Linked DNA regions of Mus musculus: regions 1 and 3 are each linked to region 2. Evidence: chromatin loops called from intact Hi-C (ENCODE). Cell type or tissue: heart. All regions are shown on one strand. Region 1 overlaps Wipf1 (WAS/WASL interacting protein family, member 1). Region 2 holds the start of Wipf1 (WAS/WASL interacting protein family, member 1). Region 3 overlaps Wipf1 (WAS/WASL interacting protein family, member 1).

Region 1 (4,000 bases), 87 kb after region 2:
AGGCAGCATGAAACATGGGAAGTGTCCTGGCCTTGGAATCAGGAGTCAGGGCTCGGCACACAACTTCACCAGGCCACAACTTCAAGCCTTAATGTCTTAATTTGTAAAGTGGAGACGGGTACCGCTCTGCTGGCCACACGAGTCTGTTGTGAGCTCCCAATGAGATGATGTGTGTACAACGCTCTTGTCTGCTAAGAGGAATTCTAGAGAAAGATGTGATTCCTGGGAGCTTGAAGACAGGAAACGAGATCACAAGTTTGTTTATCTGTACATATGAGTCTGAGAAGCCTCCTGCAGTAACACAGGATCTCTATAAACAAGCAAGTAGGCACAATGTAAGCTTCCTCGTCGGCATTTATGAAGTGAAAAAGTCCTTGATTGGATCCACATCTTGACACCGTCCTTTCTGTCTCACCAGATTTATCATAGCCTCAGCTCTCATTTAGACTCAGGAAATGGGATGACATGACAGTCACCAAACACAGCTCCGCAGGCAGGTGAATAAACATTCAGGATTTAGGAAGCTTCGAGGTAGGTAGGAGATCACTGGGGGAATGAAGCTAACAGGTAGAGAAGGAAGAAGTGGCAGGGGCTGGGGGAGTCAGAGTTGGAAGAGAAATGTCAGGTGCATATGGGAATGAATGCACAGCACTCGGAGAGGAACTGTGGGTTCTCAGTACGTGACTAGCAGTCTGATCTCTAGATCAGAACACCACACAGTATTTCTGTCTGGGTTCTGTCTGGGAAGCTTTGGTTCAACAACCATATCTGAACTGTGATCTCTGCTGTTGACTAGCGAAGCTACCAAGTCTCAGAGAGAGGATGCCTGCTCTCTTTACTATAAGAATCCGGAGCCCTGGCGGAGTGAGTGGCAAGATCCTTGCCAACTTTGAAGGAAACTAGACAGTCTGGGCTTCCTGACTCTCTAGTGGAAACTCCTCAGAGTCTTCCAGGCCCATCTTCCATTGTGTGGAAATAATGCTAGCCTTTCCTCTCCAGCAGCTCAGTGGTGCTGAGGAGTGAGTATCTGTCAGAAGCAAAATGTAATCCACTGTATGCTTGGTTGCCCTGTGCTGAACTGGATACCTATACTGCTGTCCAGGCTCTTGCAAATAACAGAATTCAGCCTGTTTTGAATTTGATGGCAGGCAAAACCTCCCTAGGTGCTCTATCAAAGGCTTATGAACGATAGCTTTATAACTTAGCCCTGTCCTGCTGTATATACCAAATGACCTAAAGCCAGTCAGCTATCCTCAATTTCAGTTGTTTTCTCTTAGTCTGTTTTCTTTTTTTTGTTTGTTTTAATTTTTTTAAGATTTATTTTTTTATGCAGATGAGTACACTGTCACTGTCTTCAGACACACCAAAAGAGGGCATCAGATCCCATTATAGATGGTTGTGAGCCACCATGTGGTTGCTGGGAATTGAATTCAGGACCTCTGGAAGAGCGGTCAGTGCTCTTAACCTCTGAGCCATCTCTCTAGCCCCCATTTTCTATTACTATAACAAAATACCTGATACGAAGTATTTGATGAAGAAAGGAAACTTATTTAATATATAGTTTAGAGGTTTGAGAGTATGCCATTGGAATTGGCCTGGCTCTGATCAGGATCTCATGGGGATGGTGTCACAACAATGTCAGAAGTCAAGGCATAAGGCAGACCATAAAGCAAGACAGAAACCCTGATTGGGGAGCAAACAGTCTTGCTGTTTTTTGATAACCCTTTTCAGAACTAACTAGAGTCCTGTGAAACCATAGTAGCTCCTTCTGAGGGTAGTAGCCAACCCCTTCAATGGCCTCATTATTTCCCACCAGTTCCTGTTTCCTAAAGGTTACACACCCTCTCTCATGGACACACTGAGGACCAGGTTTCTCACATGGGAGCCTTGAAGGCTATTTAAACCATATAGCACTTCCCTATATGAACAATGGGTGGCGCTCCAGGGAGACAATGCTGATAGATGTGTCTGATAGTACAGCACACATAAATGTGTCCTGTGTGTGTGTGTGTGTGTGTGTGTGTGTGTGTGTGTGTGTGTGGTGTTCTGTCTTATTCAGCAATGACTAATACTTGAATGGCGAGGACAATGTTATACCACTGATAGTTAAAAGTTAGTGAAATTTTAAACCTCATAGTAAAGCAGTGTCACAAACACTCCTGAAATTGTTGCTGTGTTTGGGTTTAGCGTGTTAGGTAAAATAATCCTTACCAATTCTTCACCAAGCTACATCTTCAGCGGAGAGCTGTACATGTAAGGAAGATGGAGAACTAATGGCTAATTTAGAAAAACACATTAATGAATAAAATGAAATCTCCCAAAGTCGATAAAGAGATTTGAGATGGATTTTGAGTTGGGGATAGAATAATGAAGCCCCGTGCGGAGCCAGCTTCAGATGGCTCCTTCTGTGAGTGATGAGATTACAGGTGTGCTTCACGGTGCTTGGCTCATTTTAAAATCCTGAAGTTAATTTCCTAGGAAATCATTAATTTGTCAGACTTTACTCTGGAAGCCTGTATAAGCAAGGAAAAAGACAGAAGCTTTCCAAGATTAGTTTCTCTCTGAAAAACTTCACATTTAAAAGGTTTTTATTGGTAAGTTCTGTGTTTCCGTCTTCAATGAACAGCTAATTCAAATGCTGTATGAATCTTTCCCAAGCTGGAAAAAAGAAAGCTTTTTTGTAGGTGTCATGAAACTGCCACCGTCCTAATACCAGAATGTCGCCCAGGCAGTGCACACACAAGTGATATACAGACCAGTGCTTTCTACCTGGGAATGATCCTGCTTCCCAGAGGACCTGTGGTGATGTCTCCAGATGGTCTTCTGAGCGTTTTGTTTCTTCTTTCTTGTTTTCACTTTGTCGTGGGAATGAAAGCCACAATCAAGAGCGTGTTAGGCAAGCGCTCTGCTGCTGAGCTACCTGCCAAGCCTGGATGACACTCTTAGCCCTCTCTACCTGGGTAGAGATGGGAGGCTTCTAGTGGGCAGGGTCAGAGACACTGTAAACATTCTAATCAAGGGCAGGACAGCCACCCAAACTGTCAGCAAGGAGTTCCAGAAATAAGAAAATGACACATGGGCTGGAGAGACGGCTCAGTGGTTGAGAGCACAGGCTGTCTCTTCTTCCAGAGGTCCTGAATTCAACTCCCAGCAACCACATGGTGGCTCACAACCATTTGTAATGGGATCCGTTGCCTCTTCTGATGTGTCTGAAGACAGCTACAGTATACTCATATAGATAAAATAAATAAATACATCTTTAAAAATAAGAAAGAAAATGACATATACCATTAATGATAAGAAAACACTAAGCAAAAAGAGTAGTAAGAGTAATTGACCAAGACCAAAAATAATCCCATTTTTAATACTAGATTTAAAATCTATACTAAATATCAAACAATAAAAATTATATAATCAGCTAAGTAAATGCTAAGTAGGTATTTGATAAGGTTCCATATTATATTTAAGCCTAAAATAGAAGAATCTTCCTTTACAGTAAATATTAAAAAAAAAAAACTATGGTAACCTAATAGTTAATATTTAGCTTCAGAACAGAAGCGGTCTCATTAAAATCAGAACACTGTTACCATAGCAACATTGATAATCCACATTGTTAAGGAGGTTCAGCCATCAAAGTGATTATTTATATAAAACAGAAAGAAGGGGCACAGCTCTTAGGAAGGGGGAACATTTATTATTTGAAACCGTGTGCCTATTAGAAAATGAAAGGTCATCCTTTTTTTGTAATTTTTAACTGAAAATATACAGCAAAGTGGCTAAATCAGATAAAATTTCTTGGTGCCAATAATAAGTATAAAATGTAAGAGGAAAATTTTCGTCCCTTTATTTTAAGTGCCCAGGGTCAGCCCATCCTGTTTCATTCCTGTGCTACAGCTTCCTGGAGTTAGTTAGGACTGGTAAATACTCCTGCGTTTTCTCAAGCATCTTCCCTTCATCTGCAGAACCAAAGGGAGCCGGCGCCAGTGCTGGTGGCTATGGT
Region 2 (4,000 bases):
CAATAGAGACAGATGCCTATTTCACAGAGGTTCCTGTGAGAACTCAATGAGGCAGGTAAGCTCCCTTATCTGGTGTTTGAGACTGCCATCTATTCAGGAGAAGGTAACCAAAATAAAGTCCTGGTTATAAGGGGGTGGGAGGTCCAAAGGCACTGGATTAGGAGTTAGAGTGGCTCCCAAGATGGGAGTCATGAAACAAGAAGCAGAATAGGTTCAGAGCGCCTCTGTCTACAATAGAAAGACCAAATGTCAGCAGAAACCATCTCGAGCTGAACGTGTACTTAATGTCCCTGGCTGCTCCCACTGCTTAGCAACCCGGCGGCACAATGCAGCATAGTATGGATTGTTTACCCTCCTCATGGATTCCCTGTGTTGTCAAGCAACAAGAAGGAATATTTACCACACACTGCTAACCCAGGAAAAGATCCAAACTCAATGCGCCAGAACTGGAGAAAATGGTTCAGCGGTTAAGAGCACTTGCTGCTCTTAACAGAGGACACTTAGATTCCCAGCATCTACGTGGTAGCTCCCAACCGTCTGTAATTCCATTATCAGGGCATCCCACACCTTCTTATGGCCTCTGTGGCACCAGGCAAGCACATGATACAGATAGATATATTTGCAGGCAAACCACTTGTACACATTAAATAAATACATACATAAAAGGCAAATATAGCATAGACCTTAGACGAATACAGTTAACAGTGGGAGTTTGTAACCATCCTGGAATTCATGGTGAGACCTAAAAATAACAAAAACAAAACAAAAAGGAAAGAGTGCATTTAGAGACTCCTACCAAAAAAAAAAAAAAAACAAACAAACAAACAAAAAAAAAAACAAAAAAAAACGCTAATAAGAGTTTAGGAGAGGTGGCCCTGTCGCTGTCTTTCCAGGATTATCGTATCCGCCAGAAGCATGTCACAGAGACTGCACACATAGGGACAACTCAGCACAGAAAGCCTGAAGCCGAGGCATTCTAGATGCCACATTCTGAGGTGCATCTTTCAAAGCTTCCCTGCCTTTACCCAGAGAGCTACGTCGTCTCGGTAGCTTTACTATCCGGTCCAGTAGTTATACTGACCATAACTGTCTTTGTCTTTCAAATGTATATGTTCTAATGTGTCATCCCAGTGTTAACTTGCCTTTAAGGCCTGATAGTGGTGTTTTTGAGAACTGGCAAGAGCCATGTGAAAGGGCCTCGGGTTTCTCCTTATACTCGCTCGGCTCTTGATCTTTCTATGTTTGCAGAAGTCGGTGGAAAAAAAAAAAAAAAAGATTCCAAGAATCCCAACCGATAGGCACCTTACCCTGGGAAGAGCTGTGCGCTCCCAGTGGGCGGGGATTGGGGACGCGCGTGGCCCTTGGGCTTCAGTGGGGCCACTCCATCTTAGAAGCCAGTTTTTACAGTGAATGGAAACTTTTAAGTTTCTCAAAGCGGGGGGCGCCCTCTGATTCGGGAGCGGAGTGGAGATGACCGGAAAAGGCTTTCCCTGTGTTGGGGGGAGAGCACCCCACTCGGAGGCCCGGGTAGTTTCTAGGGACAGCGTCTTGGGTTGGGTATCCCTTCCAGGTCCGGCTCCTGGGCGCACGCAGGTCCGGACCCCTCGGCCTCCGCCCCGGGGAGAGCCCAGCCCAGGCTCCGGTCCCGCCGGCCTCGGAAGTCAGGGCGCGGCGAGGGCGAAGGGCGAAGGGCCAGCGGCTGCCTCGGCGTCCGCGTGTGGCGGGGGCCGTAGGGGGAGGACGCGGGCCGAGGGGGAGGGCGCACATCTCGGCGAAGTTCCCGGATGGTCGCAGCCTCCCGGCGCGGAGCGCTTTTCCTGCCCGCCCCGGCTCAGCCCTGCGGACCCAGAGAGAAGTTTCCCAGAAAAAAATGCCCCGCGCGCCGCGGGGCCGAGGAGCCGCCCGGAGCCGCTGCACGGTAAGGGAGCCGCGCCCCACCATGCAGGGCGCGTCCGGGGTGCACGGAGTTGGGGTGCAGACGGGCGGGTTGTCGGGGCCGCGTCCTCGGCGCCCAGGGGAGCGATCCCCGCTCAGGCCCGCGGTCCAGCCCGCGCGGGAGGAAGGGGCGGCGGCTGCCGGGGCTCGAGATGCCGCGATCCCCGCTGAGCGCTGCGGGGCTGCACCGACCCAGGACCGCCCGTGGACCCGATGGATCTAACCGCGGTCTCCCTGGGATGCCCGGGAACCGCATCTGCAACTCCATCTCCACCGAGGGCGGGTGACTTTGGAGTTTAGGGCTCCCAGAACTTGGCTCCAGTGCTCCCGGGCAGCCTGATCCCGGGTATGGGCGCGCTCTAGGTGCCTATGTCTGCTCCTGAAAGGGCGGCCAGCTCGGGTCAGGGCTTTGCGCCCGGGGCCTCTCCCTAAATCGTGGACCGCTTCCCTTCAGCCTTCATCTCCCGCTACTTTAGCATGCTTTTCTTTTCAAAGAAAGAACAGTGAAACTTAACTAGTGCAAGAGAAATCCAATAGGGATGACCCAGATCCTCGGTTTGTGGCTAGACTTTGAACTCAGATTAACAAAAGGTGTGTCTGTGTGGAACCTGGTTTGACTGGGTCTTGCTTAATCTCCAAGGAATATCCCCGGGCTATAGGCTCCTAACCCCTCAGGGTTTCTACAGTGAGCAGATTTGGTCTCTTTCTCTGAAAATCGCTAGTCTGTCTTGGATCTTCCTTGCCCTTCATCTCTCTGGTTCCTGAGCGGGCCTGCAGGTAGACCCACAGGGACAGCGGACACGTGTGCAGCCTGGGTAGGTTTTCTTTTAACAGCTTCCATATAATTTGAATACTGTATTTTCATTTGATAGATTTTTTTTTGCCTCCTCAAAAAATGCTTATTTCAATAATTGATAAATAACTTAAAAGTTTGTAGATCATGTTTTTGACTTCTTAAAGAGAGAAAGTCTTTCATAAACTATGGGCTCTCTGCTTCTTACAGTGCTCAGGGCACTGCCTTCTACCCTGATTACCTGCCAGTTGCGGTTCACCAGGCTGATCCTCTCAGAGGCATGGGGTGGTGTACACATATGTGTACAGATCGTACACATATCTGTGAGTGCCGGTTGCCGGCTGAAGAGAAGCTGCAGACTGGGTTTTCCAAGTGTTCTGGATCCGCTCAGCGACATCACCGTCTTCCCTGAGTAGCTTTTCTCTTTGGGAATCACATGAGCGCTTTTAGATTACGTGATGGAAAGCAAAGAGATCTGAAAGCAGGGAATGATCAAACTCTGGGATAGAAAGGGAGAATGAACTTATTTGCAGATGGAGGGATTCGCATCTTACTTCCGTTGTCCATTTCACACATTTTCTTCTGTGTGTTTAGCTACTGCCGGATGCCCTTAAACCTACTGTGTGACTCGGTTGACAGTCTTTCCACCGCTGGGTGTGAGGCTAGAACAGGATAACAGGTTATGAGACAGCAAGAAGCAATTTGATACAAAGTAACCAGTCACCAGGCACCGTGTAACAACAAGACACAAGAGCAAAAAGGAACTGCCAGAGAGTTGGTAGGTAGCAAAGAGCAGAATGCCTGTGTCTTTTAAATTGACCGTGCCAAGGTGCTTTGGCCGCCATGAGCCAGGTTTCATGAATGTTCATGATACTCCGTTTTTTCTCACAGTCTTGGATAACTGAATGTGTTCCTAACTATAGCTGTAGTTTTAAAGTTGAGCACTTTCCACGGTGATGCCAAATATTCTTTTATTCCTTTTATACTTTTATTCTAAAGTACACAGGACATTTTTATTTCTTGCTGCAACCTGTTCATTTCTAAGAACCTGGGAATCTAGGTCCCAGAGCTCTGGCCATCCTGGGGCCTGTCCTCCAATGGAGTCTACTAGATTTCTGATGATTTCCGTACGGAGGCCCCACTGAGCTGCCTTCCAGCAACCCACGTAGCCAGGCCACCAGCCCCACACACGCCAATTAGGCTGCAGCTGGAATCAAGCTCATGGCTCTTTGAGCATCGAGGGTCTTTACTGGAAGATGCTGTCATGCTCTC
Region 3 (4,000 bases), 66 kb after region 2:
CTTTTTTCCTAAATCGTTTCATAATGGCAGACGAAGCCAGTGAAGATAAAGGAAGCTTAGACCGATTATTCCTCATTGTTTTGGGGTCGTAATACAAGTTTCCAGGTATTCCTGCATTGCTGTGGGGCCATGTGCCTAGACATCTTGCGTCCTCCTTCCAGCCTGGCACAGAGACCATTCCCACAGTTGTCACAGTAAAATTTAACCACACTTGCAAAATCAAGGTGGTCTAATAAGCTCCCGAGAATAGCCACTGCCCACCAGGCCCAGTGGGTAAATGTTCCATTTTGTTTTTGAAAAAAAAAAAACAAAACAAAATCATGAAGCTTAGTATGAGAATGCTTGTCTGGCACACTCGAGGCCCTGAAATTGATCCCCACCACTGAGGGAAAAATATAACACATGACACTTTGGGTAAATAAAAGTTTGACTCTGGAATTAAAAAAAAATTCAAATAACATTTAATAAAAAAAAAAAGATGTAATGAGAAGTGGACAAATGCCAGACATTGTCAGTCTCACTGATAATCAAAATTAAAATTAATGTTGCCCAGGTGTGCAGTTTTTACCTAATAAATTGACAAAGATTAATATAAATAAGATATTGAAAACAAACGTAATGGACACAGGGGTGCCAGCTAAAAGTCTGAGGTATCAAAACCCTTAAAAGAAACATAGACTATTAGTATTTTCTATTCTAGTCCTTATACTATATAAAGGTATCCTCTGGAACTGTCCATATTCTGTCAGCAGCTGTCACTGGCAGAGCTCAACAAGTAGCCTAGGCTGACCAGTAGGTGAGCCCCAGCGAGCCAGCGGCAATCATCTTTCTTTAAATCCTCACATCTTTAGTGCTGCGGTTGCAAGCGCCACCATGGTGGCCAGGGGTTTTTGGTTTTGTTTTTTAGTTTTTTTTCTTTTTTTCTTTTTTTTTAACGTGGGTCTGGAGATAGAGCACTGGTCCTCATAATTGGAAGGTAAGCTCTTAACTGACTGAGCTACTACCTCCCTAGCTGGGTGCTTCTCAGCCTTCTTGATGCTTCCACTCTCTGATACAGTTCCTCATGTTGGAGCAACCCTCAACCTTAAAGGGTTTTTTTTTTAATTGCTCTTTCATAACTGTAATTTTGCTACTCTTGTGAATCTTGATGTAAATATCTGATGTGTGAAAGGACTGTTCAACAGCCAGGGCTTTACAGGAAAATCCTGTCTCAAAAACAAACAAACAAAAAAAAGAGAGAGAGAAAGAGAGATAGAAAGAAAGGAAAATCCCCTTTGCTTCTATTTACCCTTTTAACTAAGATTACCCTGACTTTTCTTGAAAACTGGAAGTGATGTCTGAGGCCAGGCTATTTCACTTATGGAAATCTTCTCTGAAGATGGTGAGAGCACTTGTTGACGGTGGACACTGGGTGAGGTGAGCAGGAGAGCCTCTGCTTCCGGTGGTGAGCAACTCTTGCTGCTACGGAAGGGAAGCAGCTGGCAACATCACTCCTCAGCACGTCACTGTCACCGCCTAGGGAAAGAGTTCACACTCTGCTCCCCTGCACAGGGTCCCTGAGTCTCTCTTCTCCTGCTTCTTAGCACAGTTTGCTTTTCTCTGTGGCCTGCCAAATGAGAGTTTGTTCTACCCAGATGACCCCAGATTCCCTCCAAGAACCTCCCTTCCCCTCCGGCTGCTCTGAGTTCTCCAAATGACTGACTGGGAAAACTTGAAGAAAAAAAAAAAAAAACCCTCCCTCCCAGCTTGTCTGCAGTGGAGTCAGTATCCTGTCAGGCTACCAAAGAGACACTAGAAGATGCTTCCTGCTTCCTAATGTGTGTGCAAAGGTCAGAAAAGATGCAACCAAGATGATCAGCTCTACCATTTTTGGCAGGGTCACCCACCCTGTTATTGACCAAATGTCTCTTTCCTCTGCACCCCAGAAGCTGTCCAGCCCAAGTCTTGGACCATTTTCTGTGTCTCAGGTCCATTCCAACAGGGTGACCGGTTGGTGGCTTGTGTACAAAGGAGCTCCATGGCTACAATTAAATATTGACAGCTTTGAGGATAACAAAATACCAAGCAGTATAAAAACCACATGGATCGTATTCCCTAGGCTACCTCCAGGAAGATATGGCGGCATGCAGAAGAGAAGGAAAAAAAAAAAAAACAATTTAAACACTCTCTTCCTGTCTTATCCCCACCACAACACAATAAAAAAACCAGACAGACAGACAAACCAAAATAAAATGAAACAACAGACAGAACTCGACCTGGGCCCTACTCTTGGCTTCTGAGTGGCACTTATATTCTGACAGCGCACAGATGGTTGTCAAAGCCGGTGTGACAGACTATGCCAACATCACTTCCACCTCTCTCTGCCCACAACTTGACCCAGCCCCATGCTTCTCTTGGTCACCAAAGCTTCCTCTACTAGATAAGCCTCTAACTTTGAGGTCCTGGCTCTCCCTGTCTTCTCCTCTTGCCCTGACCCTGCTTGGACTTGGAGTCCTTCTGCCTTCTCTTCTAGCTAAACACATGATGCTCTTGGTTTGTAGGAACAGAAGTACTGAACGTCCTGTGACATGATATCGTCACTGCCGTGTGTGAGTGTGTGTGTGTGTGTGTGTGTGTGTGTGTGCGTGCACGCCCCCCCCCCATTCCTGCTCATGCACATGAGCACACTGTTACCAAACTCGGGTCCTCTGCAAGAGCACGTGTCCGTAACCTCGGAGCCACCTCCCAAGTCCCACTGCTTTTTATTTGTGTGTGAGGGTGTTGGCTAGATGGCTTAGCCAGTAAAGGCACTTGCCATCAAATTGATAACCTGAGTTTGATCCCTGGGACCACATGGTGGAAGCAAAGAACAATTTCTGCACGTTGTTGCTGACCTACACACACACACACACACACACACACACACACACACACACCCCAAACAAACAAACAGATAAATTAAACAGTACTTAAAGAGGAAGGAGCATCTAAGGTATGTTTCTCAACTTGTGGGTGGCAACCCCTTTGTTCCTGGAACTCACTCTGTAGACCAGACTTGCCTTGACCTCAGAGATCTGCCCACTGCCTCCCGAGTGCTAGGATTAAAGGCCTGCTCCACTACTACCTGGCTAACTTTAGTTTGGATGTGATCAAGTACATCATCTTGGGTGGGAGAGGAGGCACAACACACAGAGCCAGTGGTCAGGCCTCTGCATCTGTGTGTGGATTCTCTGTGGATTCCACAGCGACCTCTGTAATGAACTCTAGTTAGAGACTTTAGAGACTGGTTATCAGCGGCCTTGGGCACACTGTTTGCTAAAAGTGGTGACAAGCTTTTGATAAAAATCTCATCAAACTTTTTTTTAAAACAAGGACAGATTCTCAGAACAATAACTGATATTTATTTGAGAATAACAGACCACTGAAGGGGGGGTGGGTTGTGATAGTGAACTGTGGGTGTGGTCAAAGGGTTTTGAAGGCAGAGCCTTCAAAGCCCAAAGTGAGGATCAATATCAGATATTTTGAAACAATATTCTGGCCACTGTGGTTGATAACAAGAGTAGCTTCAGTTGAGGCTGGAAGATACTGGGCAGATGCCCTTGGAGAAGTCCTTTTTCTGCAGCGTTGCTGTGACCCCTGTGCGTGCTGTGGTTCTGGTCAACCCACGTGTAATGGTTGCTGTCGGGCAACGTGGTTTCCTACCATCCCTTTATAACATCTCAGCTTTATTATTATTATTATTTGTTTGTTTGTTTGTTTGTTTGTTTTTCGAGACAGGGTTTCTCTGTGTAGCCCTGGCTATCCCGGAACTCACTCTGTAGACCAGGCTGGTCTCGAACTCAGAAATCCGCCTTCCTTTGCCTCCCAAGTGCTGGGATTAAAGGCGTGTACCACCACTACCAGCCAGCTTTATTATTTTTTAAATTTATTTTATGAAGTTCTTTTTAAAAAAAAAAGATTTATTGACTTATTATATGGAAGTGCACTTCAGACACACCAGAAGAGGGCATCGGATCCCCAT

What was found. Peaks named below come from ENCODE experiments on the same cell type or tissue, not always from the same donor. Only the 100,000 strongest peaks of a DNase experiment are listed, where the experiment ranks them.
Region 1: a loop joins it to region 2, with 2.0 times the contacts of the local background. A loop is called at or near these places in 5 of 42 quality-filtered maps.
Region 3: it touches region 2 in a loop (4-fold over the local background); 3 of 42 quality-filtered maps call a loop at or near these places.

What each region holds. Positions count from the first base shown.
Region 1 is chr2:73,440,119-73,444,118 of GRCm38, reverse strand. Wipf1 (WAS/WASL interacting protein family, member 1) reads left to right here. Exons shown (of 8, transcript NM_153138.4): 4 at 3,963-4,000. Among named protein-coding and RNA genes, the nearest start is that of Gm13707, 55 kb to the right of the region's middle. In heart, no CTCF peak of the experiment used is centred here; no DNase peak of the experiment used is centred here.
Region 2 is chr2:73,527,245-73,531,244 of GRCm38, reverse strand. Wipf1 (WAS/WASL interacting protein family, member 1) reads left to right here and starts at 1,758. Exons shown (of 8, transcript NM_153138.4): 1 at 1,758-1,918. In heart, no CTCF peak of the experiment used is centred here; DNase peaks (open chromatin) are centred at 1,734 and 3,056; H3K4me3 peaks cover 2,280 bases; H3K27ac peaks cover 1,762 bases.
Region 3 is chr2:73,461,479-73,465,478 of GRCm38, reverse strand. All of the region lies in intron 1 of Wipf1 (WAS/WASL interacting protein family, member 1), which reads left to right. Among named protein-coding and RNA genes, the nearest start is that of Wipf1, 66 kb to the left of the region's middle. In heart, no CTCF peak of the experiment used is centred here; DNase peaks (open chromatin) are centred at 1,738, 1,918 and 2,568.